3 separate regions of the Homo sapiens genome follow, and all the other regions are linked to region 2. Evidence: chromatin loops called from intact Hi-C (ENCODE). Cell type or tissue: heart right ventricle. All regions are shown on one strand. Each heading gives the region's core, and the rest is flanking DNA. Links, peaks and the distances in the headings are about the cores only. Region 1 overlaps LINC01280 (long intergenic non-protein coding RNA 1280). Region 2 holds the start of LOC101928156 (a long non-coding RNA gene). Region 3 holds the start of LOC105373871 (a long non-coding RNA gene).

Region 1 (10,963 bases), core at 1,737-9,736, 72 kb after region 2:
TCCATGAATAGCATGTAGTATTAGTTTGTGTGGGTTTTATTTTTTTGCATTCACGATACATGTGTTGTGAATTTTGACTCTATCACTTCCAAACTTCATGTTTGCTACTTCCCAAAGTCTAGCAGGCAAATCATGGTACGAGAGATGTTAACTGGTACATGACTAGTAAGGCATTAAAGAACATTGAATGGGTCAGGCGCGGTGGCTCACGCCTGTAATCCCAGCACTTTGAGAGACCGAGGTGGGAAGATCACTTGAGGCTAGGAGTCCAAGACCAGCCTAGGCAACAAAGGGAGACTACACCTCTACAAAAACACAAAAATTAGCCGGGTATGGTGGCATGTGCCTGTAGTCTCAACTACTCAGGAGGCTGAGGTGGGAGGATTGCTGGAGCCTAGGAGCTGGAGGTTATAGTCAGCCATGATCACCCTCTGCACTCCAGCCTGGGTGACGGGGTGAGACCCTGTCTCCAAACAAACAAACAGACAAAAAAACATTGAATTGAATAAGGACATATTATTCCCTGCAGATTAAGTCTCAGGGGGACTAAGTATTAAACACTTGCTAATTTCCTTCCTTAACAAAGAGGAAGTACAGACTCTAAGCTAGCCAAGTTATCTGGCTAGATTTTCATACCATTGTCATTTTCCATGTGTTTATGTATTTGTTTACTTATTTTTTGAGACAGAGTCTTGCTCTGTTGCCCAGGCTGGAGTGCAGTGGTGCTATCTTGGCTCACTGTAACATCCACCTCCCAATTCAAATAATTCTCTTGCCTCAGCCTTCCGAGTCACTGGGGCTACATGTACCTGCCACCACACCTGGCTAATTTTTATATTTTTAGTAGTTGGCCAGGTTTGTCTTGATCTCCTGGCCTAAATTATTGATCCACCCACCTTTCTTTTTCTTTTTCTTTTTTTTTAAGACGGAGTTTCGCTCTTGTTGCCCAGGCTAGTGTGCAATGGGGCGATCTCAGCTCACCATAACCTCCGCCTCCCAGGTTCAAGTGATTCCCTTGCCTCAGCCTCCTGAGTAGCTAGGATTACAGGCATGTGCCACCACACCCAGCTAATTTCATATTTTTAGTACAGACGGGGTTTCTCCATGTTGGTCAGGCTGGTCTCAAACTCCCGACCTCAGATGATCTACCTGCCTTGGCCTCCCAAAGTGCTGGGATTACAGGTGTGAACCACTACACCCGGTACCGCCTTGGTCTTTCAAAGTGCTAGGATTATAGGCGTGAGCCACTGTGCCTGGCCCATGCACTTATTTTTATGATTAATTTATACTTAAGATGAATAATATTTGTCTTTCATTTTTGACAGTAGAATAAAGCTACCCTATAAAGTAAATTTATTAAAGTGTAAAAATTAGGTAGATTTAAATTTAAAGTATTAAGCCAATAATGGTACACATGGCATATGAATACTGAAAATTAGTGAAGGGCATTCATGAATGGGATTTTGGGAAAAGCTGATACCTACATTTATTGAGCACTCTGACTGCCACTGGCACTATAGAAGGCATTCTATATGCAATTTGTTGTAATCACACAACAACCCTGAAGAAGGGATGATTAGTCCCCTTTGGCAAATTAGGAAACTGAGGCCCAGAGGGGCGATGTGAGTGGCTGAGCCCACGTTTGAACTCTCTGATCCGAGACTCCTGTGCCTAGGCGATGTGTAATGTCTGAAGTCTTGTCTGTAAGATGAGTCTTAAGGCACACCTGAGCTAATGACTTCAAAGAGCTGCCTAGGGGGGCACATAAGGCAAGGATGCTGTCGTGCTTTGAAACATGTCAGAGTGGCTTCATGGCACATGCTAGTGCAGAAGGATCAGTGCTTGGGTCTGATGCTCTGCTATTGCCTCCTTGAGAATCTTAATACTTTTTCTTTAGCTGTGTTTGTATTTCAAGTCTGGTGGGATAATGCACAGGAGGCTTGACACCTCGTCTCACCTGCGGCCCACCCCCGACTGTCTCCCTGGGATGGGTTCTCTACAGCCCAATCTGGCCTCCCCCTCCCCACCCCCAACTCCATAGTGGTGGCTACCTTCTGCCCAGTGTGTTGATGGGCCACGTTCCACTATTAGTCGTCCTGGCCTGGATGCAGCCACAGACAGGGCTGGAGTTGGGCACGTTCCGCAGTATCTCACATGGGGCAAGGTTATGTCCCTCCTCAGGGTTGCAGTGCTGTGGCTTTTGCAGTGGACAACTGAGTATGAGCCTCTCATTCACCCTCATTCCAGGGAACCTGGCACCCAGGCACCCTGGCACCCTGGCATCAAGGTTGCAACTCCTGGGGAGATAGCCTGTCCTCTACAGGCTGAGGCAGTGGCTCATCTACAGGAAGGGGAGATCCACTTCCCCGCCCCCTGCCAGTCTCCACGTCCCATTTTGCTTTTGGCCTCACAAATGATGTAGTCGGCCCTGAATGCAGTACAAGTATAAGGAAGTGCCTAATGTGTGTGTCCCTGTGTGTGTTGTGTGTGTCCATGTGGAAAAGCAAGAAGACAAAGAGAAAAGCTCAGGAGAAAGGAAAAGCCTTCTCTTCCCTTGGGAAACCTCCAGGGCAGGGGAATCCACAGAGATATAGCCAAGCACACAGGACTGATGTCCCAAAAGGCAGCTCTCCTCTCCAATCCAGCAACTTGCTATGGGCCTCTGTTTATGCATCTGCAAAATGAAGGGTCTGGGAATGGGATGGAAATGGGAATCTATGGATTCTCTCCCCAGAAAAATGGGGATGTTACATGGGACTTCAAACCATCATAGCTGCCCCACTATGTGCCTGTGAAACTCACTGATGGGCCCCAGGGGCTCCAGGTTAGGAATCCCGGGACTGGAGAGTCTCTGATGTTCCTCCTGACATCCAACCGGGCAGGAAGAAGCAAGCAACCTAAGAAGGCTGAGTGGGTGGGAGGCGGGCTGAAGTGTAAAGGCACCAACTGCAACAGAAGAGAAAGCCTTAGTGAGACCCGTGAAAAGAGCAGAGTAATGAAGATGGTGCAGTGTGACGGTTATAAAATCCCCCTGGGAAATGAGGCAGTCAATTAAAAAGAAAGAAAATGAGGACAGACAAAGAAAAAGTCCATCTCCATAGAGTAGAAAGTGACAGGTTAGCAAAGCTGTCTCATGAGATGTGTGCACTAACAGTCCCTGGGGACCTTACCTGACTTCCATGGCGGGAGTGACAGCTCTGCCAGCTTGCTCTCTGATGGGCCACTGGAAGATTTCTGGGGCTAGCTGGCCAAAGCTCTGGAGAGAAAGAGTGAGTGGACACCAGCTTCAAAGAAAGTCACTCCAGGGCCCTGGGGTAAAGTAGCATAGAATAGAGATTTGAAGTGAGTGCAGCAACAAATGGCATAACAAAATGTTTAAATTCAAAAAAGGAAGCCCAGTGTCTGGGGAAATGAGCAAGTAAATGACCAGACACAACATGAGAAGGCCCAAAGGGAAAATCGGGGGAATTTCTGATATTCACAGAGATGTGATAAGTGGATGTTTTTGTTTGTGGGAGAAGACACGAAGGCTTGTGTTACATGTTTTGTAATTTAATTGCATAATTTGCACAAAATTTAAAACTCACACAAAACAGGACCAAATGTTATTCCCGGATACCTAGATTGAAAAAGAAGATTCTGCGAGGAGTGGACCAGGCTGAACACAGGAGTGGAATTATTTTTTCCAGAGTGTAGGCCCCCGTGAGAGCCAGAACCACAGGTCGGGAAGAGTGTTTGGACTCAGCCCTGGGTTTAAATCTGTCCTCTGCCACCCTGAGCACTGTGATTGTAGTTATTTAAGTTATTTAAATTGCAGTTTCATTGTTCTTCAAAAGGGGAAAGTAATATTTGTCATGCCTGTGCCACAGGGTGGTTTACAGGCTCTTATGGAAAAAATGTGTGTGTAATAGCTTTGTAAGCTGTAAATAACTTCAAATGTAAGACATTATTGCTTTGCTCATTTATTTGTTTATTACCAGTCCAAGTACTCCCATTATCCTAGCTAAACATAGTGTTTTCACAAAGTTAAACAAAGTTAAAGTACCGTAATAATTCAGTCCAGTCTGTCCTTCATTTTATTACTGTTATCAGGGGAACATGGGCTGGAATGGGGCTTTATCCAGTCATTCTTTTCACTTCTTTTTTCTTCTATTGGATCCATCATTCATTCAACACACAGTAACTGAGACCCTGCTGAGGGACAGACATCCCACAACTCACCAGGGCAATGAAGGCATGTGGCATTGTCTTTCCTGGGGGAGCTTGTTGGCTAGTGAGGGTTTTACATCCCATCAACAGAAAGGAAGGAACTCTCCCCACCTCCATTCACACTGAAGCTCAACTAAGTTCTATTTTAATTTTTGCCAAGCCAAAGCAGATTGTCCTCTGTTTCTAGAGATTAATTTGACGTCTGCCTGGGCCTCTGCTGGCTTTCCTCATTTTAGTTTTCCTGAGACCCGTCAGTTTTCTGCGTGGTGTGTAAATTGGCTTTCGAGACTCACAGTCTTTAGGCTTATTCTCAGAAGTATAGTCTCCATCTTCAGTATGTCTAACCAAACAAATTCCTCACTCCTTAGGGCTAAACTACTGAAACCATCCTTGGAAAGACTACTTTTAATTTTTTGATTTGTCACAGCTATGGAATATGATATCCTCTCCTTAAGCTGTAAACGCCTTAAAGACAAAAGCCTTTTTTCTCCCAAATTGTCCTAGATTCTAATTCCCACAGCTCAATATATGTTGAAGTGCTGGCCATGGGGTCTGTCATCTCTCTGGGGGAACCAACACTCAGGAAGGATGCGTCCACATTTCTCCTTAATCTGCTGCTTCCTTGGGGTGACTCCCTAAGCCAGAGCTGGGAACATGAAAAGCTGAGTCTCAGCCACGGTCATGCCCTCTGGAGGTCGATCACAGCCAGCTGGAGAAGTTCACCCAGGGGCTGTAGGAAGTACTGCCAAGAAGTGGAGGAGTGAAGCATCTGTCCGTGTGGGACGTGGGTACAGTTCCAGGGGAGGGTGTCACGGGTTTCTTATGGCCACGTACTGCGGAGCACAGCAGAGACGATACTTAAAATGAGAATTAGGTCTCAATGCCTTCTCTAAACTATTTGCTTAAAAAATAATAATCTCCTGGCAAGGCATAGTGGCTCACTCCTGTAATCCCAGCACTTTGGGAGGCTGAGGCGGGCAGATCACTTGCAGTCAGGAGTTCAAGACTGGCTTGGCCAACGTGGTGAAACCCTGTCTCTACTAAAAATACAAAAATTAGCCAGGCGTGGTGGCACGCGCCTGTAATCCCAGCTGCTTGGGAGGCTGAGAGAGGAGAGTCATTTGAGCCTGGGAGGCAGAGGTTGCAGTGAGCCGAGATCGCGCCACTGCATTACAGCCTGGGTGACAGAGTGAGGCTCTATCTCAAATAAATAAATAAATAAATAAATAAATAAATAAACTCACTCACTCACTCTCTTGGTAACATCCCCCATGCCAGCTCCACCCCAATGCATATCTCGTCCAACTGAGCCCCTTCCCACTGCTCCCTCCCATGGTTTTCCCCCATTCTCTCTAATCCCTTCCATTGCTGACATCTTGAGGTTTCATTTGTTTCTTTTTTTTCTAAGCAAAGACTCTCCTGCAGCTGGTTCCTTTCCCATGCACGCTCAGGCCCATCTATCCTTCCGCTTACCCCGAATACCTGTGCACCAGGAGCTGTTCTTCCTTGGAAAACTTCACCTCCCCGTCCCCTGAGACAGGAGGGCAGCCAGCTTATGGCTCCTCTGTGGTCCCAATTCTGTATTATTGTTCGTCTACCATCAACTAAATGCCTTTTCTTGGTTGTTGTTTATTTTGGTAAAGATACGCATACCATAAAAATAAGTTGCAATAGCCATTAACTTGGGTTAATGGCATGCTCACTCCACAAATATCACAGAGGCTATAGGCAGGAGACCAACAGAGCCTCAGTCCTGGTTGTAGAGGACTGGTTCATAGAGACAACATTGAATTGATATACCATTTCTGAGCATGATCCCACATGGGCAATGCCTCACTCTACCCCATCCCTAAACTCTGCCCCAGCCCCAGGCAAGTGACAAACCATCAGAGAGTGAGCGTCTACCCCTCACGATGTCTTACCAATGTGGGAAATGGGGAAAAGGGGCACATGGGGTTCTGGGGTTCAGTGAAGCTCAGAAGATTGGCTTTCGAGACTCACAGGCTTTAGGCTTATTCTCAGAAGTATAGTTTTTATCTTCAGTATGTCTAACCAAACAAATTCCTCACTCCTTAGGGCTAAACTACTGAAACCAAACATTTCCTCTACACGCTATTCTTCTGGACATCCGTATCAATGATCCGTCTATTGTTTGGATCCCTGAAAGCACCACAAAGGGATGTTTGTTGCAATTCAGGAGTGGGCTCTAGCTCACTCCCTATAATCTCCATCAATACCTTCCCTAAGTGAATTCTCCCAAAATCGAAGATAAGACAATTGTCTTCTTAGCAAACATAGCTTCGAGATACATCCACAGGATGATCTTCCCACCAGACTGCCCCCTCTCCTCTCTGAGTACTGGATGCACTGCTACCCTAAAGGCGCAGCCATACCATCAACTGCTACTTAAGGCTGTAACTTTGCATCAGAGCCCACCAGGCAGCTGTGTCAGCTTCAGTCATGCTCTGATTGCACCCTCTTTACCCTCTTTACCTGCTTCCCTCCCTTGAGTCAACCTTTCATGATCCTTGGGATGTGCCCCAAGATAAAGCAGCCCAAGGCAATGGTGGGGCACATGGAGTATAAATACTGGAACTGAAATTCACTAGCCATGCCACATTGTCCAAGTCACTTTCCCTCTCTGTTCCTCTCAGCTCTTTCATAGTTGAATGAGGCCACTGGAACCAATAATCTTCCAATTCCAGGTCTATAGGTCCATGGTGGTGTTGCTTTGATACCTCCATAATGTGTCCAAATGCCACAACAACCAGCCCATTGTTGGGTCTCCAGCCATTGGGACGTTTTCATCCCCTGACTTCCTGCTTTGCTCTTTTTTGCCCATGCTTAATCATAGCTCATCTTGATCATCCGCACGTGGAATCTGCCATTCCCTGGACTCGTCTCTCAGATGGCAAAGTGGTTCTGGAATCTGATTGGGTCCTAAGTTTTGCTCTGTTTTGTTGTTACAAATCATGCCCTTTAATCTAAGCTGACTCTCACTGTTGCTAAGGACCCCTTTTACGTATCCCTGAAGAACCATTATTACACACCTCAGCTTGTCTATTGCGAACATTTTTTAACCCAACTTCCCATCTCTAGCAGATGCTCTCAAGCTGGATCCATACCTTCTCAGCTTGTGCTCTGTCCAGGCATGCTTCCAACCACCTGCGCCTGGCTGCCAGAGCGGCTGTGTCCATGGCACTGCCCCCTAATGTGACCCTTAGAAGCACCCCCAAACCAAACACTGGTGGGAGCTGGCGGATCAATGAGCCGGCTTTCTCACCTTTCTAGAAGGATACTTTTGAGAGGTGTGTTCTGTGCTGGTTTCTGGAGTTCTCCACTGGACAAAGCTGCAGACACCATGGCAGACACTGGCCTGAGAGGGCATCCTTTGCTGAGCACCTTCCCTTCCATCTCATCTCTCCACTCCCTTACGGTTGCTTCTGGAATCAATTCCCACGTAAACTAATTGTCCCAAATCCTCATCCTGGAGTCTGTTTTGGGATACCCAAACCAAAACACCATCTCTCTTCCATCTCTATCTCTCATAGCCAATAACCTCATATCCTATTTTGTGGGGACATAAGGCTGGTTGAGTTTATGGGGAGAGCTGTATAGCCTTACTCATGTGCCTCTGTATCCAAACCTTAAAACTTTGTAGGGTCTTGCTTAACCACTCTCCCCACCACTCAGCTTTTTTTTTTTTTTTTTAATCGCCTTTATTTCTTTTCTCTACTGGCATGTTTCTTTCTGTCTTTAACCTGTTGGGAAGGAAAATACACCTTTCCTTGAACCTGTTCCATAACCTACCGACCTTCCCTCCCCTCAGAAGCATCTCCCTGGAATTGTGAAGGCTCTTCACCTTGGCATGACCTACCCATTCCTCCTTCCTTTGTGACCTGGTTTCCATCCAGGTCACTCTGGTAGTGCCATGGCAAGATCATCACTGCCACCTCATTTTCCAAATCCACTAGCCTTTTCTTATCCTCATCATATTTTCCTTGACTGTTTATCTTTTGCCTCACTTTAACCTGTTTGTTATACTTGGCGTTGGGTAATATTGTGAAACCCCATTGCAATCACATCACTCTCCTGGTTACAAGTTTTTGAGGGTGCCTACTGGTAAAGGGATTAAAGCTGTTTTCTTAATTCACACATTTCATCTTCCATGGATGAACTCTAGCTTTTCAGCTCATCTTGCAAGCCCTCCACTACAGGTAATTGGTCTACTAATGAGCCTCCAACTATCCAATATCCATTTTTGCCTCCCAGAGATACCTTAAGCCAAAATGCCCTCATTTCTCCTTCTTACTTTTTTTCATGTCCCCACCCAGGGCAATTTTATCCTGATTTACAAAGTCTTTCCCATTTTCTCCCAGCCCTGCTTCCTTATCTAAGCCCTCATGGGCATTCATTGCCTTGGCCTATTCTTTCGTACTTTCCTATTTCCTTCGTCAAGTGTGTGCCCTTTCTCTTCAATAAGACAGGGACTGTTTATAACCCTAGAACCTGATCCATGGCATTCCATGTATGTTTGCTGATGATGACAAAGATAAAATAGAATGTCTAAGTCAGTGTCAAAGAAGTCACATACTGCTGGGTGCGGTGGCTCACACCTGTAATCCCAGCACTTTGGGAGGCTGAGGTGGGTGGATCATGAGGTCAGGAGTTTGAGACCAGCCTGACCAATATGGTGAAACCCCGACTCCACTAAAAATACAAAAATTAGCCAGGTGTGGTGGTGGGTGCCTGTAATCCCAGCTATTTGGGAGGCTGAGGTAGGAGAATCGCTTGAACCCAGGAGGCAGAGGTTGCAGTGAGCTGAGATCATGCCACTGCACTCCAGCCTGGGTGACAGAGTGAGACTCCCACTCAAAAAAAAAAAAAAAAGAAAGAAAGAAAGAAAGAAAGAAAAAAAAAGTCATATACTTGCCCTCCTGCAGCTTAGCCTCTGGCAGATGGAAGACTGAAGAGCTTCTCCCATCAGAGGTGGCTGGAACACAGTTGTGAGGGTGTTATCTTTGGAGCCTCCTCCCTTTTCCCTCCATGGGCATCACACCAGGCTCCCCCCTAGGTTTACTCCAGCAGAGCCTGGTCTCAGCCTATTGTTTATGACATCTCTTTGGAGACTTTTGGGAAGGGTGACACCCAAATTATCTTATTAAAGACTTTATTTTTATTTTTATTTTTTGAGGCCGAGTCTCATTCTGTTGCCCAGGCTGGAATGCAGTGATGCGATCTCGGCTCACTGCAGCCTCTGCCTCCCAGGTTCAAGCAATTCTCGTGCCTCAACCTCCTGAGTAGCTGGGATTAAAGGCGCCCACCTCCATGCCCAGCTAATTTTTTTATGTTTTTAGTAGAGATAAGGTTTCACCATGTTGGCCAGGCTGGTCTCGAACTCCTGGCCTCAAGTGATTCACCCACCTCGACCTCTCAAAATGCTGGAATTACAGGTGTAAGCCACCGTGTCTAGCCCCAAATTATCTTTTGATAGATATACCCCAACACCCCGAAAGGGAAAGAAATTTGTCCAAGGCCATGTGCTAATAAGTGGCAGAGTCAAGACTGGAATTCTCCTCTCCTCTATCCCAATCCAGGGGGCTTTTTCCCAGGCCTGGGTGAAAATTCAACTTCACCCTGTGCAGGAGGCAACAGGAGTCTTTGCATTATCTAGGCAAAGACTACAGCTTTGGAGGCAGCTGGGCCTGTCACTTACTAACTCTTTGACCTTGGGGTAATAATTTAATTTTTCAAATCCCAGTTTCCTCAGGCATAAAAGTGGGCATAATACCATCTATCTCAAAGAGTTATTGTGAGAATTAAATTAGATGGCATATAGAATTTTACATTGGGAGGAGGTATGGCATTTTGTTGAGAAGACGGGCTTGGGTTTGAACCTTGGCTTTGTAATTTCTTGGTGGTATAACCTAGGGGGAATTATTTGACTTCTGAGAGAAAGACCTCAGTTTCCTTATACGTAAAATGAGGATAATAATAACTGTACTTCATTTATAGGAATAAAGGAGATAATGTGTAGCCAGTGCTCAGCAGGGTGCCTGGCACATGGGGAAACTTCTGCTCTTATGGATGATCACACTATGTCAGGCGCATGGCAGACTTCCAGAGAATGTTAGTTTCCGGTTTCCTTTGCGAGCAAATACTATAAACAGGATAATGGGAAACACATTTTAACAACGAGAGACAGACAGAGAGAGAGAAACGTTTTCTGGGACTTTAGGGCAACTTAGGCAACCACTGTTCCTAATTACCAGCTCTGTCGTGTTATTTGTGTTTGTGCTTCTCTCCTGCACTAACCTACGAGCACCCTCAGGGTGGAGTCATGGCTATTTATCTTTGCTTTCCCAGCAGGCAAACAGTATCAGGTACATAGTGGGCGATCAAAAATGTGTGCTGAATCATTGTCATAATTGGCTTTTTAGGAAAAATAATGGAAGCAGTACATGAAAAAGGAAATGCAAAGTAGCATGAATATGTATTTGGTGGAATGTAAATATAAGATAGTAACATCCTAGAGAGCTTTCTGTTTGTCAGGGACTGTGAGTGTGTAATGATGTGTTCAGTTCTGGCCACAAATCCTACAAGGTGTGTACTATTATTATCCCCATTTTATGGATAAAGAAATTGGGGCACAGAGAGGTTAAGAAACTTGTTGGAGGTTATATAACTAGTGAGCAGTAGAACTGCATTGGAATCCAGGTGGCTTGGCTGCAGAGACTGGTCTTCTAACCAGTAT
Region 2 (10,299 bases), core at 1,493-9,492:
GTTATAGTATATAATTGGAGTCCCACAGGAGAAAGGAGAGATGATAATGGCTTTTTTTCCCCCAAAACCAATGAAAGATACCAAGCCACAGTTTAAAGTATCCCTGTAAACTTACACAAAATAAAAATTTAAAAGTTACACCTAAGAATGTCATAGTATTACTGAATCCCAGAGAAAAAGAGCATAATAAAAGCAGCTAGTAGCAAAAAAGGTGTAACACTAACAGTTAACTTCTTAACAACCATAGAATCTAGAAGAAAATAGAGTTATACTTTGAAAGTGCTTCAAGTTCTGTACTCAGCAATTATAACATCAGAATATGAAGGTGAAACAAAGACAGTTACCTCTGCCACCACCACCAATAAAATACTGACGGAATTGATCACTAGCACACCCACACATCACACAGAAGGCAAATAATCCATGGATGAGACTTGAAGGAAGGAGTGGCAGTCAACAAACGGGAACTATGTCAGTAAATACAAGTGAATTTAGACCACATGAATAGTAGCAGCAACAACTTTGGGGAGTGAAACGAAAATGTATTACAGCAGCATATAAATTGGGAAAGGGTAAATAGTGTTAAAATATTCGAAGGTTCTTGCATTGTTCTGGAAGAAGTCAAACTACAAAGTTAGTATATGTTGCAATCTCTGATAATCATGAAAAGAATAGAAAGTAATATATAACAATACAATGGAAATAGAATTGAAAAACAGAGGAGAGAGAAAAAGAATTTGTAAGACAAGTAGTACCTAGTAAGGTAGATTTAAACGTACCTGTGCACACATGTATATACATACACACACACACATATATATATAGGCACATTTATATATATTTATATCTAAATTTATACATTTGTAATATATATAATATAGTACATATTACATGTGTATTACAATATTACATATTGTATGTAACATATGCCTGTGTACACATGTATATATACACACGTATATAATATACATATTATATATATAAATGTGCCAGTAATAACTTTGCATACAAATAGACTAAGTGTGTCAATTAAAGATATAGTCAAATTGGATTACATACCCAAAGTATAAGGATTAAAGAAAAACCTAAAGCACAAGGAATCAGATATAAAAATAAAATATAAGGAAACAGACTCACCAAAGTTATAAAGATACCGAAAGAGTGAAAGTAAAAGGATGGAAAAAGATATAACAGGCATTTAAGAAATAATGATCCATGAAATGAAAGCTGTGTTAATATCTGACAATGTGGACTTAAAGGCAAAAAAGCATTACTAGAGACAAAGAAGGACATATATATTGTTAAACATATGGAAAACGTGCATGATTTTTCAGCAATTCTGGGGCATTGATATGAAACACTAGATAAGTAGGTGGCAATGGCTCTGAAAATATTCTTGAGGTGCAAATTGAACAATTAATTGAAGAACTTAGAGAAACACTGACTAGAGAAAATCAAGGGGCTGGCTATGGTGGCTCACACCTGTAATCCCAGCACTTTGAGAGGCGGAGGTGGGCAGATTGCTTGAGCCCAGGAGTTCAAAACCAGCTTGGGCAACATGGCGAAACCCTGTCTGTACAAAAAATAGAAAAATTAACCAGGTGTGCTGGCATGCGCCTGTGGTCCCAGCTACTTGGGAGGCTGAGGTGGGAGAATGGCTTGAGCCCATGAGGCAAAGGTTGGAGTGAGCTGAGCCGAGATTGCACCACTGCACTCCAGCCTGGGCGACAGAGCCAGATCCTATCTGAAAAAAAAAAAAAAAAAAAAAAAAAAAAAAAAAAAAGCAATGGCAATGAACAAGACGACCCAGCAAGTTGGAATCATCATAAGCTGGAAAACGTGAATTTGTTAATTTCTAAATAATAGAAATCTCTATCAAGCAAAACTTAAAATGTTAAGAAATGTTTCAGCACTCAAGAGGTAGCAGTAATAGATGCTAACCATCTTTTTTTTTTTTTTTTGAGATGGAGTCTTGCTCTGTCGCCCAGGCTGGAGTGCAGTGGCATGATCTCGGCTCACTATAATGTTTGCCTCCCGGGTTCAAGTGATTCTCCTGTCTCAGCCTCTCAGTTACAGGAGATTACAGGCGTGCACCACTATACCCAGCTAATTTTTTTTTGTTGTTGTATTTTTAGTAGAGATGAGGTTTCATCATGTTGGTCAGGCTGGTCTTGAACTCCTGACCTCAAGTGATCCATCTGCCTTGGCCTCCCAAAGTGCTGGTATTACAGGCATGAGCCACCACGCCTGTCCAATGCTCATCTTTTTTTAAAAAAATAGACTTTTCACACTGTACAAGAACCAACACCTTTGTGATTTGTTTTCTGTTCCTGAAGCCTGCCTGTTCCATTTTGTTTCCTGAGCTGGCATTAAACATTGATGTATTCCTTAAAATGTCTCTTCTGTTTTTGAAACAGGGCTTTGCTCTGTTGCCCAGGCTGGAGTGCAGTGGCATGATCACGGCTTATTGCAGTCTCAAACTCCTGGTCTCAAGTGATCCTCCTGCCTTGGCTTTCTGAGTAACTGGGACTACAGGCATGCACCAACATACCTGGCTAATTTTTTTATTTTTAGTAGAGACAAAGTCTCACTATGATTCCCAAGCTGGTCTCAAACTCCTGAGCTTAAGCGATCCTCCTGCCTCAGCCTTCCAAAGTGCTGGGATTACAGACATGAGCTACCGTGCCTGGCTATTCATAACAATGTCAAGAGGGAAATACAATCGTTACTGTTGCATGTATATCACCATATTCACTATTTGTTTTGTGTACTGACGTAGGTGTCACAGTATAGTCAATAGGTCCTCTAGTTTTTGAAGATTTACATAGTGCACTTTAGCCTTGGAACTTAGTTCATTTTCATACATTTTTGGGGAACCTAATCTGTAAACCAAGAAAGTACTTATCTGCAGATACTCATTCCTTCAACAAAGTGGAGAAATTTGTCAACATGTATTGGCTGTAAGCATCATATATAACACTAGGGGGTGATAGAACATAGCCAGAGGAAGGAAAATAGCCTGGCAAGAATTAAATGTAAGGTTTGGAAGATCCATCTTGAGGGCATATATAAAATGGATACGAGCCTGTGTAAAATTACAGTTTAGTAAATACCAAGTTCTTTTTAAATTAACATAATATGACCAAGCTTTTAAAAAAAGACCAAAAGGAGTTAATAAGTATAGGTCTTCTGGGACAAACCACCCACAAATACATAATGAAGATGAACTTGGGTATATTTTCTATGATCTGCTCATTAGAAAAGTTGAATTTAGTGTTTTTATTTTGTTGATTATATTAAAAATTATCAGATACAAAAGCAAAACTTCAGTGATAATATATCATTAAAGTATATTTCATTGACTAAGACTTTATCAGGTGTTTCTTAAATTACAGTGTTTAGGTCTCTGGCCTCATTTTCAGGGTCTTCAAGAATTTTTTTCCTTTAAAAAGGAAAACTGGCATAGGAGGACAGTATTAAATACACCATCGTAAACACTGGACTTTGTAGTTGAGTAGACCAATGAAGACATGAACTGACGAGGGAAGCTAAGTGAGAGCCCAGACCCTGGCAAGTGGGTCAAAAGGTTACACTGATGGAGGGAGACACCCTGACAGCACTGCCACAGGGCAGAGCCAATGGGATGCTCAGTGGAAGCATAACTTGGAAACTTGGAGGGGAGCCAGGAGGAGAGGCATTCCTTTCTGTCAAGTGGGCACTCTTAAGGTGCATGCCTCACCTTCACACCTTCACACATGAAATGATGTAATTTGTTAAGGGTGAAGACCAATATTATAGGGGTGATTGGCTCTTCTCTTTCCTGATGTTCTTCTGAAAGTCTTTTGCACACTTCTCCCCAAAATAACTATTCTTTCAACTCAAGGCTGTTCTGCTTATATGCTTCTCTTCTTTGGTCTCTAAGTCATGATTAGCATTGGGAGGGCTTTATCAGGAATACCTAACACATGCACCTTGCTGTGAGCCAGGCTGCATTCCAAGGACTTGAACTATATAAACTCATTTAATCCTCATGACAGCTCTGCCCTGGGTATTGTGGGACCGTATTTTACAAAGCTCTTAATGACTTGACCCCTGCTTGCCTTGCCAGCTGCATCTATTGTCAGGTCCTGTTTCCACTCTAAGCACCAGCAGTACTGAACTTCTTTGAGTTACTTGAACAAACCATGCCTGAATACTGTAGCTAGTATTTATCGTACTCTTTCTGTTGGCAAGTGTGTCTCCCCCTGCACTGTCTCCCCTTCTCTTTTCCTCAAACTCATGGATTAATATTATTGTTTCCCCCATTTTACAGATGAGGAAAAGAAGCTTAGATAAGTTAAATGTCATGTCTAGATTATACACTTCAGAGAGGGATAATAATGTGGGGAAAGGATGAGCTTTGGACCTAGAAGTTATGTTATCCAACTTCAGCTCTGCCATTTACTCGCTTAAACCTCAGAGAGGACAGGTGTGGTGGCTCACGCCTGTAATCCCAGCAATTTGGGAGGCTGAGGCAGGGGGATCACAAGGTCAGGAGTTCGAGACCAGCCTGATCAACATGGTGAAACCCCGTCTCTACTAAAAATACAAAAATTAGCTGGGCGTGGTGGTGCGTGCCTGTAATCCCAGCTACTCAGGAAGCTGAGGCAGGAGAATCGCTTGAACCCGGGAGGCAGAGTTTGCAGTGAGCCGATACCACGCCATTGCACTCCAGCCTGGACAACAGAGCAAGACTCTGTCTCAAAAACAAACAAAAAACCTCAGAGAGTATAAGAAACAGATGCAGAGTGGCATATTGCGACAGATTTTGGTGATTGGGAGGGCCAACCCAGGCATGAGACAAAGGGATAAAATTAAGGGAAGAACAACAGAATGGAAAGGAAAGAATGTTTTCTCTTTTGTCTTTTACTTTATTTATTTATTTATTTATTTATTTATTTATTTATTTATTTATTTATTTTTTGAGACAGAGCCTTGCTCTGTTTCCCAGGCTGGAGTGAAGCGGTGTGATCATGGCTCACCACAGCCTCAACTTCCTGGGCTCAAACGATCCTCCTGCCTCAGCCCTCCTGAGTAGCTGAGACAATAGGCATATACCACCACACTCGGCTGTTTTATAATTTTTTATTTTTTAGTAGAGACAAGGTCTTACTCTTTCCCAGTCTGGTCTCGAATTCCTGATCTCAGGTGATCCTCCACCTTGGTCCCTGAAAGTGTTGGGATTATGGGCATGAGCCACTTTGCCCAGCCTGGAAAGAATGTTTTTGAAAGATGATGTTAATAAAGAACAAACAGGATTCCACTGATTAAATTAGGACATGTGCACATTCTGTGCCCCAAACAGGAGTATGAGTGTGTCACTTTCTATATAGGAAAATGAGTGCAGAGAATGGACAGCAGAGGGAGCCCTTGATGAGTTTTGACCATCAAGGTAAGAAGACGGAGGGAGTGACATTTTCCCTGGTGCTCTCAGACCATGAGCTTATTTCTCCCCACTCTATCTTTACTTCTTTACAATAATGGTTGTATATTATTTCCTAACAGAAGTGGCCATGATGTGCTAGCAATTATGCCTGTCCTCACAATTCTCTGTGAGCGTGCTGCTCTATTCCTTCCTCTTCACAATATGAAGAAAGTAAGGCTCAGAGAACTGCCCCAAGTTGAGTTACACAACTGGTACATAATTGAGTCAGGATTCCAATTCTTAGGGCTCTGGGATTCTAAGTGAATCCTCATGCCAAAGTCACTGTTCTGTGCCCTCACATCTATGGTCGTTTTCCCCCCTCTGCAAATGCAAAGGGGGTTAGAAAGACACTCTCAGAGTAACATAGTAGGTTCATTTTAGCAGGGACATTTCAGAAACACAATGTATTAACTCAAGGGAGGTACCCCACACCCAGCAGGCTTGTGGGAAAAGAAATGTGGAGGCTGGTGGCAATGGCAGTATCCAGGATGTGGATATGGGGGCTTTAAAATACCCCCATAATTTCCATTTACCACCACCCCTACCTGGTCTCTTATAAAAAACTGACATTATCTGAATTTTATGTCAAAAGCTTTGCAAATACAGCTTCAAAACCCTTCCTGGCTGCCACCTCCCAACCTTCCCTAAGCTCCACTGTGGCTGGCCTTTCCTGGCAGCACTCAGCCTCCCTCTGGTGAGTGATGGTGGGTTGGGCCAGGCTGTATGTGCTTAGAGACCCTCAAATTGAAGGAGCTCCAATTCCACATCCATAGTTGCCACAAAATAAAGACTCCTGTCTTCTCTCCTTTTTCTGGGACCCCCACTGCGTAGCTCGGCATGGGTCCAAGTCTTCAGGGGGGGCTCAGCAAAGACTTGGTGACAGGCTGATTGATGGATTCTCGCCTTGCCTGCCCTCTCGCCCACTCCTGCAGGCTCTGGCCCTGGTCCACTGTCCAGCTGCCTAAGGGGTCTGCTTTTCTTTGTTGAGTCAGCACCAATGAGTCAGGGCCAAAATCAGCTGCAGGGAGTGGGGAGTACTGCAGGAAATTGTGGGGTTGGAGTAAGAATTTAGTGGCCCTAAAGGAAGGTATAGCCAGGAGCATCTGAAGGGATGGCACTGGGGGAGGTGGTCAGAGGAGGACCCTCTCTGACCTGCTGATGTTGTTGACCATTGGCTCTTGATGGAGCACTTTCCTGTAGTAAAACACAAGAGCTTACTCAAGTCATTGCCTAGGGCCCTAAAAAAAACCCCAGTCTTGTGTCTTTTGTGCTTCAACTCTACTCTTCTAGAGATGCCAAAATGGAACCAAATCTCCATGAACTCTGCTAATGGAAGACGAGGAAAAGGCAGGTAAGTGAAATTCTCAGATACATCCCAACAGCAGTTCAACACTGTCCTTTTGCTGGAGCTGCTGAGTTTTCATCCTCAGTGGCTGATGGCATCGGCTGCCCTCCTTCTGTATTTGCTCATCCACAGGTTGTACACACTAGTAGTGTGGACAGGAGGAGAGTTGGATATTGCTGGAAGGTAGGTAAAGCTGGGCTCATGATGTGGCTCTATACTCAGATTTGCAGGCCATGGTCCCAGGGAATTTTGTTCATTTTATCCTACTAAGCCTCACAACAGGAGCCCGTCAGCCCCCTAAGACAGGAGCAAGGAACAATAATGGTCCCAGGAATGGAAGTCCTACGCCTTTTATAGAACAGCATTGGTGGAACACACCCAGGCTTCCCATATCCTGTGCCCAGGTAGACCACGCAACAAAGACCATGCAGCCAACAGACCCTCATGCGTCCTTCCATATTATTGCCCTTCTTTTGGTAGACAGAGGCCCAAAATATTTTCAAGGGGACATTCTCATTCTCCTTGGCCCTCTCTTGATGATCTATCTCTTGGGAATGAAGCTCAAGAGTCCAACTTAGCCAGGCACAGTAGCTCATACCTGTAGTCCCAGCTACTTGAGAGGCTGAGGAAGGAGTTGTCTTCACCCCTCAAGAATAGGGCAGTGGTGAAAACAGGTCTTGGTTTAAAAATTGAAGACTAGAGCAATCGTTACCACATGGTGATATCACAGATTCTTGGTGTATCCCAGACAGATGAGGTCTTAGAGATGACCTGGTGCAACACGGAGATTAAGAGGCTGGGCTCTGGTGTCAGGCCATTTGTATTCTATCAGTAATTATTCTTAGTATCTAAGTACTCTTAGTACCCACTGGGTAAGTTTCCTAACCTCTCGAGGCCTCTGTTTCCTGGTCTATAAAATGAGGATAATAATAATACCAACCTCATAGGTTGTTATAAGGATAAAATGAGATAATTTTTCTAAAATGCTTAGCCAGACACATGATAAGCAATCAATTTATGTTTGATATTTTTTATCACTATGTTATCGTCTTCACTTCATAGACATTGAAACTAAGGCCCTAAGAGGTAATGTTTCTTAAAGTCACAAAGGCAAACTAATTGTATATGAACATTTCCACTGATTGGAAATAAGGGGACATAAGCCAGGAAAGGCCAGGTTATGTTTCAGTAATAACTCCCAAATGTCCACTTCCTGCCTACATTCCATGTCCACTGTGGGTCAGCTGTAGGCTCTACTAGGTCCTATTACTGTCCTTGTTTCAGGACCAAGGTAGATGAAGTACACGGCCAGCCCTTTGGAAGTGACTCAGATCACTTCTGCCTACATTTCATGAACAAAGCAAGCCACATAGCTTATGGGAGTTCAACAGTATGGGTAAGCATAATCTTCTTACAGGGAGGTAAACAGATATTGGTGAAGAATAATATAATTTATGACCATCTGCTATCTAAGCAAAGATGATCTTAGTATGAGCTATCCCCTGGCATTAACCAATTGAAACACCTGCCCCAAGATGTCAAAATTGGTATGCGAAACTAGAAGACCCTTCTGCAGCATTAACAGGAACATCTATTGATGCCCACTCCTTGAAAAAATTTCTCAAAATCCCCAAACCATGGACAAAATAAAAACTTCCACTTACTGAATATTAATCACACTGTCATGTGGCTCACCCTAGGATGTCCTTATACCAGAACATCACAGAGGGTTCACCTCCCCTCTCACCTCTTAAAGTGTTTCCAACCTATCTCATCCTATTTCATTCCCTTTTGCATTTCATTCCATTAACATCTGATGGTTTGGTGCTAATTACTGGTCTAGATGGTAGAAACACAAGAGAAGGGGGCACTTATCTTTAAGGAAGGAGGAAAACTTCCCTCCAGTGGGGGGAGACTAATAGTAAAGTCAATACATAGAATATATTGTAAGTGCTGGTATGGGCTGAAGGCTGTGGAACCACAAAGGAGAGTCACTTAATCTAGCCTGGGAATGTCAGAAAAGTTTGGCAGGGGAAAGCTGAGGTTGCTGGAATTTCATTCTTAAGAAGGTGTGAGAATTATGCAACTGGTCATCATCATGATGATGTTGGAGACGAACATTTACATCTTTGTAGAAGCAAGTATTTAGGGTTCCTAGTATTTCTTATTTATTATCGAGCATCTTTTCTGAGTGTTGGGCATTGGCAATGTGCTAGGCAGTTAAATGACACAGTCCATGCCTTTTGGGACTTAAGTAAGCAGAGGGTCTCAAAGAATAGGTCTTTCTTGAAGACCAGAATAAGTCTTAAAGAAAAGGTGAATCTCCCAGGGAGCTTGTTCATAATGCAGACTTGTGGGTTCTACCCTAGATTTTCTGGATGTGGAACCCAGAAATTGACATTTCAAACAAGTGCCTGTGATACTTTGATCATACTTGAAGTTTGAAGGTTACTGCTCAAAAGACAGCCATAATATTGATGCATGTAGAGAGGGCCCAGGGAAAAATGGGTTGAGCTTATTGAACAAAGAAATACATTGGAGTAAAAAATATTTGTGTTACCTGTGAATCAGAGGCCAATGCCCTTTGAAGTGTGGTGTAAAGGTTAGAGAACTTGGCATTTCTTTTGCAAGGCTGCTGTTGACTTCAGTTCAGGACCATCTCTTCAAAACTGCTTTCTTGTGCTAACATGTTTCTTTTTTTTTTTTTTTAATTATGTTGCCTTTTATCTCTTCCAATAAAACAATTTTATGGCAGAATCTGGTACCCACTTTGTGTACAACAGCCAATTAGAGGTAAAGGTGATTAATGAATAAATAAAGGACTAATGACATCTCTCTGTTGGCTTACAGTTTACACATAACTTAGATTGGTCTCCATCTTTTTTTTTTTTAAGAGGGTCTCCCTCTGTTGCTCAGGCTGGAGGGCAGTGGCACAATCATAGCTCACTGCATCCTCAAACTCCTGAGCTTAAGCAATCCTTCTACTCAGCCTCATGAGTAGCTAGGACTACTGATGCATAACATCATGCCTGGCTAGTATTTTAAATTTTTGTAGAGATGGGATCTTGCTATGTTGCCCAGGCTGGTCTTGAACTCTTGGCCTCAAGGAATCCTTCTGCCTTGGTCTCCCAAAATGCTGGGACTATAGTTGTGAGGCACAGCACCCAGCCTGTCTCATTTGATTTACCAATACCATGGGGATAGATGTTCTTATTAGCTTCATTTTTCAGTTGAGGAAACTGGATTTGGAGAGGATAGGCAACCTACCCAAGGTCACGTAAGGTGACTGATAGACTAGCCATGCTGAGATGGGCTTTGTTGAGAACTGTCTTTGGGACTATTCCATCATCTCTAATAACTCTGAATGAGCAATTGGCCTCATTTATACCCAGACTGCCTCTGGCAGAGAATTCACTCCTACGAAAAAGCTCCATGAATCCCACACCTATCACTTCATCCCCCGCCCTTGGATTCTGGCATCCCTTAACAC
Region 3 (10,963 bases), core at 1,396-9,395, 57 kb after region 2:
CAGCATCTATTTGTGAATGAATAAACAAACTGTGGTATATCCATACAATGGAATATTATTCAGCGATAAAAAGTGAGCTATCAAAACAGTGAAAATATAGGGAGGAAACTTACATGCATATTGCTTAGTGAAAGAAGCCAATCTGAAATCTGTATGATTCCAATTTGATGACATTCTGCAAAAGGCAAAACCATAGAGTAAGTTATAAGATCAGTGGTTTCCAGGAGCCTGGGAGTAGAGGAAGGAGAGAGAAATGGATAGGTGGAGCATGGGAGGTTTGTAGGGCAGTGAAATCATTCTGTAAAATGATGGGCACATGACATTATGTGTTTGTCAAAACCTGTACAATGTACACCACAAAGAGTGAACCCTGACTCAGCGGACAAGGAACTCTGTATTTTCTGCTCAATGCCAAATGGTACAGCCACTTTGGAAGACAGTGCAAACAATGTAAATTGTGAACTTTGTTAAAAATAGTGTGTCAATATTGGCTCACTCATGGTAACGAATGTACCACACCAGTGCAAAAAAGGAGGGAGGTATATGGGAGCTCTCTGTATTATCTGCTCAATTTTTCTGTAAAAAATAGTCTATTAATTTTTTTAAAAAAGGGAAAAGGAATCTTTGTCCCATAGTGTATTGACTTTTGGGAGTGACTAAGAGGCTGATGGTGGTGAAAGTGACAGCCATTCTAGAAAGTCCTCAGAATGACTCATGGGGCTTTTTCCTGGGCTTTAGCCCCCTTCTTTGTCAACAGGGAGTGGAGTTTCAAGGCCTCAGTTGCACGCTGGCTTCTCCTTTGGGCACTGCCTAAACTTCAGGTGGTCTTTGTCAGAACTGGTGCTCAGGTGTGCTTTGTAACAAGCAAGGGCTCAGCCCCTCCTCTCTCCCCTACCTTGCCCCATTTCAGAATTTAGGAATCATGATTTCCTTCCATATCTATAAGAGATGGGGACTGACGTTTTTCCCTGGACAATAAATAATTGTCAGCATTTTCACAAAGGAGACTTTAGTACCGTCTCTGCCACTCACTGGGTGACTTTGACCAAGTTGCTTCGGCTCTCTGGGACTCATTTGACCTATGTGTAAGTGTAAGTGATGTGGAGGGAGATAAATTGGGTGATTTTCCAAGAAAAGAACCTTAATATGTAAAAAGATATAGGTGGGACTGCTCTGGTTGAAGGCAGAGAAAGTAGAGAGAGAGGCAGCCTGGAGTTCCGACCCACCACTCACCTGTCCTCTTGACCCACTGATGCCCTTGAGCTCCAGAATTTCTAGAACCCCAGGGTAGCATGGAGCACAGTTTGAGAACTCCTGATCCACCCACCTCATTTTATAAACAGAAGGGCAAAGGACTTGCTCAAGGTTGTACGAGGAGATAGTGCTCAGGATGGAATTAAGACCCAGGTTTCTGGACATCTAGTTCCGTGCTCTTTCCCCTCACTGTTTTGCCCCAGTCCTGTTGCGGCCACTTTTTGTTTATTGAGTAGGAAACACCCTCCCAAGCCCAAACATGAGCTCTGCCCTCTGGGAATGGAAACAGCAGCCCACACACAAATCGTTGCCACTGCCCATGTACCCACCCAGGGTGCCAGCAATACAATCCTGACTCTTACAGATAATGTGCGTTTATAACCCGCTATGAGATTCCTCAGGTTCCTAGGCCTCTGAGATCATTCTGTCAGGGATTTGGATGAACCATTGGCTTAGAGTTTTAAGCAGCTTTAGCAATTGTCCTCTGTGCCCACATAGCACTTAGTTATGCACAGTCCTGTATTCTTATAGCCTCATCCTTTTGGAGTATTGGTCTTAACTCTTCAACTGGATGCTCTACTCTGTAAGAACACAGTTCCCCTACGCCTAATTTTGTGTTCTGTACACAGTGGGTGCTTAGTTAAAAGTGCTCAATCATGCTTCTTTTCAAGGTCATTCCACCCATTCCTGCTCATAAAATGGGTAGGGGAGCCACATCAAAGCGAGTTCCAGAGGCAGGCCAGCTTTTGACCTATCAGAAAGGGCAGTGCACCACCTCGCCCAGCATGGAAAAAGTGAGAAGGAACTAGGCTGGCGGCCAATGAGGGTGTACTACAAATAGCCGCTACAAGTTTGGAACATTTCCTGTGCTGAACCCTGCAGATGTGTGATCTCCGGGAATGCTAAAAACAAACTTGGATGGACTTATTCCTACTCATGGTACAGATGAGGGAACTGAGATGTAGAGAAGGGAAGTAACTTGGAAAAGGCTTTAGAACTATGATTAGAACCCAGGTCTAGCTGATGCCAAAGCGCAAGTTAATAATCTCCATATCAGGATGACCAAGGGCACTATAATTGGGTTTTTAAAAGTCCTAGGGTCACATAAAGAGCTTGCATATCACATTTTTTGATAGCCCTCTGCCCAGTCTTTAACCTTCAGCCCACCTTGCTTTCTCTCCCCCTCCTGCAGCCTCCTAAAGAGTTTAGGACACTGGGCTGGGTGCGGTGGCTCACGCCTACAATCCCAGCACTTTGGGAGGCCGAGGCGGGCGGATCATCTGAGGTCGGGAGTTCGAGACCTGACCAACATGGAGAAACCTCATCTCTACTAAAAATACAAAATTAGCTGGGCGTGGTGATGCATCCCTGTAATCCCAGCTACTCAGGAGGTTGAGGCAGGAGAATCACTTGAACCCGGAGGCAGGGGTTGCAGTGAGCCAAGATCATGCCTTTGCACTCCAGCCTGGGCAACAAGAGCAAAACTCTGTCTCAAAAAAAAAAAAAAAATTTAGGACAACGAATGAAAGGGCTAGAGAATGTAGAGCCAGTGAGTTTATAAACCAGGCATGTCAACATGGCTCAGAGACCTCCAGGGGTGGGGAAAGAGGGTGCTGGATGAGACATGAACACAGGCAGAGATAGGGTAATGAATACAGAAAATCTGTAGAGTTTATCCCTGGGGGCCTGTAAATCTGGAACACTGTGGTCTAACTGAGCAATCCTGCTAATGCAGGCATGATGAGTAAAAGCTTCTCTCAAAGCTGGGGACTCTGAGAGTGTAGCAGGATGGTTACTCAGGCATCTCGGAGTAGGACAGACCTGGATTTCATTCTCAGATCCAGATCTGTCACTTATTAGCTGAGGGGCTTGGGGCAAATTACTTAAGCCTTTAAACTTTACTTTGCCATCTGTATTAGGAAATAATACCAACCTCAGAAGGTTGCAAATATTAAGTGAGATTCTTATTGGGTGCTTAGCATTATATCTGGTGTATTGTAAGCATTCAAGAAATAGTTGCTATTATTGTGATTATTATTAATGTTATTCAGGTTCAGTTTCTTATCAAGTAGGTATATATTTTTTTGATGGCCAAAGGGTTTGATAGCTCCTGTTAGGGACCCAAGTCAGCCCTTACACTCAGACTCCAGTGCAACAATTAACTCTTGCTCTCTGACCCACAGCCTCTGCAGTGTTTGTGTATCTGGAAGTTTACCTGGTGGAAAGAAAACTGTGTAGCTTCCGTCCAAAGATAGATAGGGTGGTAGCTCGGAAGAAAAATTACGCAGATCCCAGAACCTCTAACTTTCTTGAAAACTATTGAAACTTCCAGAATACCCAAAATCATGAAACCAGTTTTAAAGTTCTTGCTAGTCTGCAGGCAACCACAGACTCAAAATATTTGGGCTAGACTCTTCTATGGAAACAGAAATCATCTGGCCTAATCTCTTCTTTTGACAGATCAAAGCACCAAGTCCTGGAGAAAGGGTGAAATTTTGACTAGACCTACAGATTATTAGAATTGCAAGGCAGCGAACAGCACCACAAAGGACTGAGAATGAGACTCAGCCAAAAGTTTCTGTGGATCTGGTGGCCTCCAATCCACACGATTTCCTGACAACTCCAGTGCACGATGGTTGTTCCCACTGCTGGGTGACTAGTGTGGCAGGCTTCTGCTGTGTTGCCCCATTGCTCTTATGACTGATTGGCTTGTAGCCTGCTGAACCCAGGGGATAGTGAGTTCTTTGAGGGTAGGGGACACTTTAGCAATTAGAATCCTAAAATCACAAACATGTTTTAGCTGGAAGGAACCTTAGAAACGCCATTCTCCCATCCCTTTATTCTACAAATGGGAAGACATAGGCTCACATAGGGAAGGATCACATTTATGGTCACCAGTTTCATGGTGGCAGAGCCAACTCCAGAGCCTCGAATCCTCTGACCACTTCACCAAGCTGTGTAGTTGCACTGCACACTCAGTAGAGCCTCAATATGCTGATGACTCATCCATTTTTACCCCTAGATCTGTCCTCTACTCCTCTACCCAGAATTTCTGACTTGCAAATCCTACTTCCTATTCAACATCTCAACTTGGATGAGTAACAAACATCCCCACATGTCCAAAATGGGGCTCAGAGAAGATTGGGCATGTGTGAGTGTGCATGTGTGGTGTCAGGAGGTGGGAATAAGCACTCATCACACATTAGGTTCTTGTTGGCTAGAAACACTGTCTAGCTAATACCAGTGGTGCTAATAGATTACATAGGGCAAAAGAAGGGTTGTGTGCTCTCTGTAGCAAATGCCAAAGAGTAGCGTTATCATACTGGGGAAGTTTCAGAGCCAGCCCTTCCTCTTGCCCACACATATAGCTGGCATACACTGGCATAAGGAGGAACACACTGGGATGTCAACAGAGTCACACACACACACACACACACACACACACACACACACACACACTCAATGTTGAAAACTGTTGTAACTCTTGTATTATTGGTAGATTGAAACTACCGTGTTCAATTCCACATAATATTAAAAAACTACTTTAATCTGAAACTTTATTAGACCAGCTGTTATCTGTTATCACCTGTTCACTCCTGAAAACTTTTTTTTTTTTTTTGAGACAGAGTCTCACTCTGTCGCCCAGGCTGGAGTGCAGTGGTGCAATCTTGGCTCACTGCAACCTCCACCGCCTGGGTTCAAGCGATTCTCCTGCCTCAGCCTCCCGAGTAGCTGGGACTACAGGTGCATGCCACCACGCCCGGCTAATTTTTGTATTTTTAGTAGAGACGGGGTTTCACCGTGTTAGCCAGGATGGTCTGGAACTCCTGACCTCGTGATCCGCCCGCCTCAGCCTCCCAGAGTGCTGGGATTAAAGGCATGAGCTACCGCGCCCAGCCGAGAAAAAATTTTATTATAGCTTCTATAGTGCTATTTCTTACAATTCTGATTTTCTTTTTTCAGGATCTACCCTGTTTGAATTGCCTTTATGACAAAAACTGCAAAATGCAGCCCCAAGGGAGAGAATAATATAACTCATTATATAAGATCGATCAGAGATTAAATGAATACCTACCAAATACCAATGTCTTCATTGATGCTAAGCTTCTCCCTCTTGCAAAGATAATCAACAAATTCAATTGCTTCCTAAGTTGATGGCGGTGGAACAGTGCGAGCCCTCCAATTTGCTGTGGCAGGAAATAATACATCTGGTGTCCTCAACCACCACTCTGATTTGTTCAGATGACAACTCAACAGGAAGGGCCTCTCAAGGTGCAGTCCTTTCATCTTTAAGACGAGAGATTGTGTTTCTCCTAAGATAATCTTGCTTTTTCTGATTTCCACAGTAGAATGTTTTATGTGCTGTGGAAAAAGAATAATACAATCAGGAACATATCAAGGTCATATCAAGACATACCAAGGTCATCCACACAGGCCTTCTTACTTTCAGTGGACTGGAGATAGACTGTCAGTAGATGAACTCCTCAGACAGTCTTCATGGACTCTATTCTGTTTCCTTTTGTGGGTCCTTAGGAAATAGAGAGTGCTAGAATAACTACATTCTAAACGTCATAGAATAGAGATTAGGGATAAAACAGAGAAGGAAAAGAAGGGAAGCAGAAAAAGACCAAGATACAGTTGATATCTTAGCAACAGGCAGATCACACATGTCACTATTCAGTATCTACAATTTTCTTTCCTTCCTTTCTTTTTCTTTCTTTCTCTTTCTTTCTTTCCTTCCTTCCTTTTTTTCTTTTTCTTTCTTTCTTTCTTTCTTTCTCTTTCTTTCTTTCTTTCTCTCTCTTTCTCTCTTTCTCTCTCTCTTTCTTTCCTTCTTTCTTTCTTTCTTTCTTTTTTCTTTCTTTCCTTCCTTCCTTCTTTCTCTCTCTCTCTCTCTCTCTCTCTCTTTCTTTCTTTCTTTCTTTCTTTCTTTCTTTCTTTCTTTCTTTCTGACACAGTCTTACTTTATTGCTCGGGCTGGAGTGAAGTGGCACGACTATGGCTTACTGCAGCCTCAACCTCTGGGCTCAAGTGCACTCAAATGATATTTCCACTTCACCCTCCCAAATAGCTGGACTGCAGGAGTGACTCACCATGCCTGGTCATTTTCTTTTGTTGACCATGCGGTCAAGACAGGCATCCTCCTTCTTGAAGACGTCTTCCTTAGCAGCCTGGACAAACTGAAATTTTTCCTGAGATGAAAGTTCTGTTTTTCTCAGGAGACACACCCCAACACACACACACTAGAGGCTGAAGGTGACTTTGCTCATGCCTTTATTGCATCCCCACAGGTCCCAGCCCCAAGGATGGAAGAGAGCAAATGAATGTAGACATTTTCCCTTGGATAGAAAAAAAAGAGAGAAAAAAGGCTGAAAGTTTGTTCTAGTTTGAGAGAAAAAGAGTTAACAGTAGGGAAAAGGAGGGGGTTTTGCTGGGGTGTGGTGAACATGCAGAAGGTTGTTTATAAGGTGTTTCTTAAAAGCGATCTTTCAACAAGCTGCTCATCTATCTATTGCTGCGTAACAAGCCACTGCAAAACTTAGTGGCATCAAACAAGCACGATTTATTAGTTTTTCCAGTTCTGTGGGTTTACCGAGCAGGTCTTCTGTTGGCCTCATGGGGCTCCCTGTCCAGCTGCATGCAGCAGGCAGGTTTGTGCAGCCGGCTGGGCCTCTGTCTCCTTTATCCTGAAAGAGGCTAGACCTTGCCTCTAAACATGGCAATGACAGTGTCCCAAGAGAGTGAAAGTAACATCTACAATGCAAGATCCCTTAAAGATCAGCTCAGAGATTCACACTGGGACATTTCCGCCATATTCTATTGATCAAAGCCAGTCACAAGGGCAACCCATGTCCAAGGGATGGAAAAATGGATTCCATCTCTCAGTACATCTATAAACTGACAGAGTGAAGAGAGGAGGGCACAGGGGAAGCATGACTCATCAGTGGTCATTATCATAACAACATATCACATGAAGCAGTTGTCAGATATTAGAATGTTGGAACCAAAAGGGACCAACCAGGACAGGAACCCAGGACTCTTGACTTCCAGTCCAAGCCTCTTCCCACTAAGCCAGTTATTCCAAGCAATACTTAGCTCTCTCTCAACTGCCAGGAGATTCAAGCACATCATGCTGCTAGATGTGGCTTCCAGCACCAGCTCAGTCAAATGTGGAGAACCACCTTCTGCCCTAAGCAAGCCTGGCTTCTTCCCACCCTTCCCCTTGCTTCCCACACCATTTTTATACATTCCATAGACTCAAAACATTCTCCGTAAATTTTAACAAGTTGATGAGGAATTTCTACAGTGAAACTCTTTTTCCTTTTGCAGCAGAATGGAATAACAGCAAACAACATTGGAGGAGGACTTGTCTGGGAGAGCAGCCATTTTAAAGAAGAGCACATTAAGTCACAAACAGTCGCAGCTGATCTACTTTGCAGCATCGCCATACATGCCTAACTAAATATTGAAATCCCGGGAAAAACTCACTGTGCATCATGTTCCAGAAACTAGCTTTGCAAACAGTCTTTTCAGATGTGTACATTTTGTGTATTTGAGGCATATAATATATATATTTTCCTCCATGTTCACCCAACCTTTACTCCTATACTTAATTCAGCTGCACTGCCATAAAAGCATTTCTATAAAGTACTTAATTTCAGGTGAGGCAGGGCAAAGAGAAGCCCCCAGGCCCAGGCTCTCCCTCTAGGAGAGTAGTTTTCTACTGGGGATGGTTTTGTCTCCCCACCCCCACCCCACATCTTTGGGGACATTTGTCAATGTCTGCAGCACCTTTTATTGTCATGGAGGAGAGGTACTACAGGCATCCAGTGGGTAGAGGTCAGTGATGCTGCCAAACATCCTACAATGCATGGGACAGCCCCCAAAATGAAGAATGATCTAGCCCAAAATGTCACTAGTGCCACTGTTGAGAAACTTGCTCTAGGAGCTTGTAATTATGACATCGGGGCTGGAATATTTTATGTTCAATGAAAATGTTGCAGATTTCTATTTAAATCGTCATTTGGGCTGGGTGCAGGGGCTCACGCCTGGAATCCCAACATTTTGGGAGGCTGGGGCGGGTGGATTCCCTGAGCTTAGGGGTCTGAGATCAGCCTTGGCAATATGGCGAAACCTCATTTCTACAAAAAATACAAAAATTATCCAGGCGTGGTGGTACATGCCTGTGGTCCCAGCTACTCAGGAGGCTGAGGTTGGAGGACAGCTTGAGTCCAGGAGGTTGATGTTGCAGTGAGCTGAGATTGTGCCACTGCACTCCAGCCTGAGCAACAGAGCGAGATCCTGTCTAAAAACACATTCCATTCAAGTGTGTTTTAAACTATAGAGAAGAAAAGGGACATGGGAGCACATTTTTGGCAGGGGTTAAGTCGTGAAATACACAGTTTAGAGAAGAGATTATTTTCCATAGCGATGAGGCATTCATCACAAAGGAGGGACAGCTGACTATGTTAAAATATAATTGCCAGGTAAATATTTTCTTGACTACAAAGTGATGTTATAGGGTATTACTCAGAGAAGGAGGCGTTCCAATTAGTCGCTAATTTTTCTTCATTTTTCCAGTTCTGATCTGGAGACAGATGCAGCTGTCACTGATGTAGAGCCAAGGTTTTCAGGACCTTTCCTCGTCACTAATAGGAAACTACCCTCTTCCCCCAAAGGGCCGAGACTGGCAGGTACAGTGAGCCCAGACAAGATTGGAACTTGTCAATTTCTCATGTATGTAGTTCTGAAATCAAAACCTCTCTCCCAGAAGTCTCTCAGTGATGGAAAGCCTGGCCAGGTGGTGGGTAGATAGTCTTCTTGTGTTGCATGAGCAAAGGGACTCAGGCTCAGGGAATTTACATAACTTGCCTAAAAACACACAACTGGTAAGAATTGGAACCAGGCTCTGAAGTCCCATCTTCTCTCTTCTAGATTGGATTGCTTTCTTATTGACTTGGTACGTTGAAAAGGGCACTTGATTGGGAAACAAAAATAGCATCAAGTTTTCTTTTCTTTTCTCCCTTCCCTTCCCTTTCCTTTCCTTCCCTTCCCTTCTCCTTCCCTTTTCTTTCCTTCCCTCCTTCCTTCCTTCCTTCCTTCCTTCCTCCCTTCCTTCCTCCTGCCCTTCCTTCCTCCCACATTGACTATATCAGCCCTTAGTTTATTCTGGAGAAGTAAAAAATAGTTTGTTACATTTTTTTCCCAGATTCTAGTTATTATACTAACTTTACATTCTTTTAAAAATGTTTTTAACATCAAGTTCTCTGTGGCTTTAACATCTCTAGACCTAAGTCTAGAGATGTTAAAGGAGGACCTAAGTCCTCTTCTGTAAATTGGGATAGCAATAATGTCTGGCGTGTCCACAGCCCCTCACAATTTCCATAATCTCACTGGATCTAGACTTCTCTCACTAGGCTCCTAAGAATTCTAGTCTCTTCCATTCACAAGGAGCTATGAGGCCATTGGTGAGTGGATGGAGGGTGAGGGTGTGCAGGTGCTGCTGCTCAACTCAGACTCTCCCTGCCCCAGAGTAGAAGAGGCAGAGAACAAAGAGGGTGTGGTGTGGGTATGGGCCATGCATGACGGTGGATAGATCGGGACTGTCATGGTAGCAATAGCAGCAGAGTCAAGCTAAAGAGAAGCTGGACAGAGCAAAGCGCTGAAGAACATTTTCTTGACTTTCCTTTGGTCTATGCAAAGTGCCATTTACTCATTCATCCATCCGTCCATCCATTAAGCCTTCACTGAGTCCAAACTGTGCTCCAAGCACACAGTGAAGAGTTAAAGTTAACTAAGATAAGGTGGATCCCTCCCCTCCTAAGGTGTCAGAGTGGGTAAGGGTGTAGGTTTGGGTATCAAAAACCTGAGTTTGTCTTCCAGGTCTGTCACTTCTTTGGGTAAACTCTTTAACCTCTGTGTGACTCAATTTCCCTATGTGTAAAATTGGAATAATAGCAGTCCATATTAAAGGGATGCTCAGAGGAAGGTAAAGCACTTAGCATAAGGCATGGCACAGAATCAGTATTCCATAAGTGTCAGCTATTGTGTTACTATTAAGTGATGAGGCAGATATGTCAATAATTCACTGTTAGCTGACCTGGAGCCCTGGTAGATGGAGCCCATTGAAGGAAGCTGGAACATTCAGGCAGGAAACAGGCACGAAAAAAGAAAGGAGAGAAGATGACCCAAAATGCCACCATGGCATGTGTGTCTTGCTTTTATTTTTTATTTTTATTTTTTGGCTTCTACTTGGGCAGAAAAATAAACATATAGAAAAATCCCCATGAGAGGAGAATTCAGATGCCACGAAAATGTAGAGGGTACTCACACAAAGCCAAGCAGGTCTACCTGTGACCTCCCTCTATCTTTCAAAGAAGCCTGTGAGGTAGGTACTATCTACCACCTGTACTAGCTTCCTGGGGCTGCTGCAACAAATACCACAAACTGGGGGGCTTCAAACAACAGAGATATATTTTCTTGCAGTTCTAAAGCCCAGAGGTCTGAAATCAGTATTGCTGGGCTGAAATCAAGGTGTTGGCAGGTGTATCTGTTTGTTAAGGTTGCTATAACAAAGAAACACAGACTGGGCAGCTTAAAAGACAGAAATTTACTTTCTCACAGTTCCTGAGGCTGGAAGTCCAAGATCAAGGTGTTGGCAGGACTTTTCTCCTGAGGCTTGTCTCCTGGACTTGCAGGGGGCTCTTGC

What was found. Hi-C counts contacts between places; a loop is a spot of excess contacts. Peaks named below come from ENCODE experiments on the same cell type or tissue, not always from the same donor. Only the 100,000 strongest peaks of a DNase experiment are listed, where the experiment ranks them.
Region 1: a loop joins it to region 2, with 2.5 times the contacts of the local background. A loop is called at or near these places in 13 of 110 quality-filtered maps.
Region 3: a loop joins it to region 2, with 2.4 times the contacts of the local background. A loop is called at or near these places in 21 of 110 quality-filtered maps.

The regions. Positions count from the first base shown.
Region 1 is chr2:216,586,042-216,597,004 of GRCh38, forward strand. It overlaps LINC01280 (long intergenic non-protein coding RNA 1280), which reads right to left. Exons shown (of 4, transcript NR_110392.1): 3 at 9,143-9,202; 4 at 3,952-5,042. Among named protein-coding and RNA genes, the nearest start is that of LINC01280, 15 kb to the right of the region's middle. In heart right ventricle, for the core only: a CTCF peak has its summit at 4,916 (motif pointing left); a DNase peak (open chromatin) is centred at 5,005; H3K27ac peaks cover 1,058 bases.
Region 2 is chr2:216,513,960-216,524,258 of GRCh38, forward strand. It overlaps LOC101928156 (a long non-coding RNA gene), which reads left to right and starts at 5,175. Exons shown (of 3, transcript XR_923872.3): 1 at 5,175-5,431; 2 at 6,755-6,815. In heart right ventricle, for the core only: CTCF peaks have their summits at 2,986 and 5,401 (motif pointing right); a DNase peak (open chromatin) is centred at 5,402.
Region 3 is chr2:216,571,337-216,582,299 of GRCh38, forward strand. LOC101928180 (a long non-coding RNA gene) reads left to right here. Exons shown (of 2, transcript XR_427226.4): 2 at 7,585-7,849. LOC105373871 (a long non-coding RNA gene) reads right to left here and starts at 5,605. Exons shown (of 4, transcript XR_007088077.1): 1 at 5,330-5,605; 2 at 114-175. In heart right ventricle, for the core only: no CTCF peak of the experiment used is centred there; a DNase peak (open chromatin) is centred at 2,065; H3K27ac peaks cover 2,225 bases.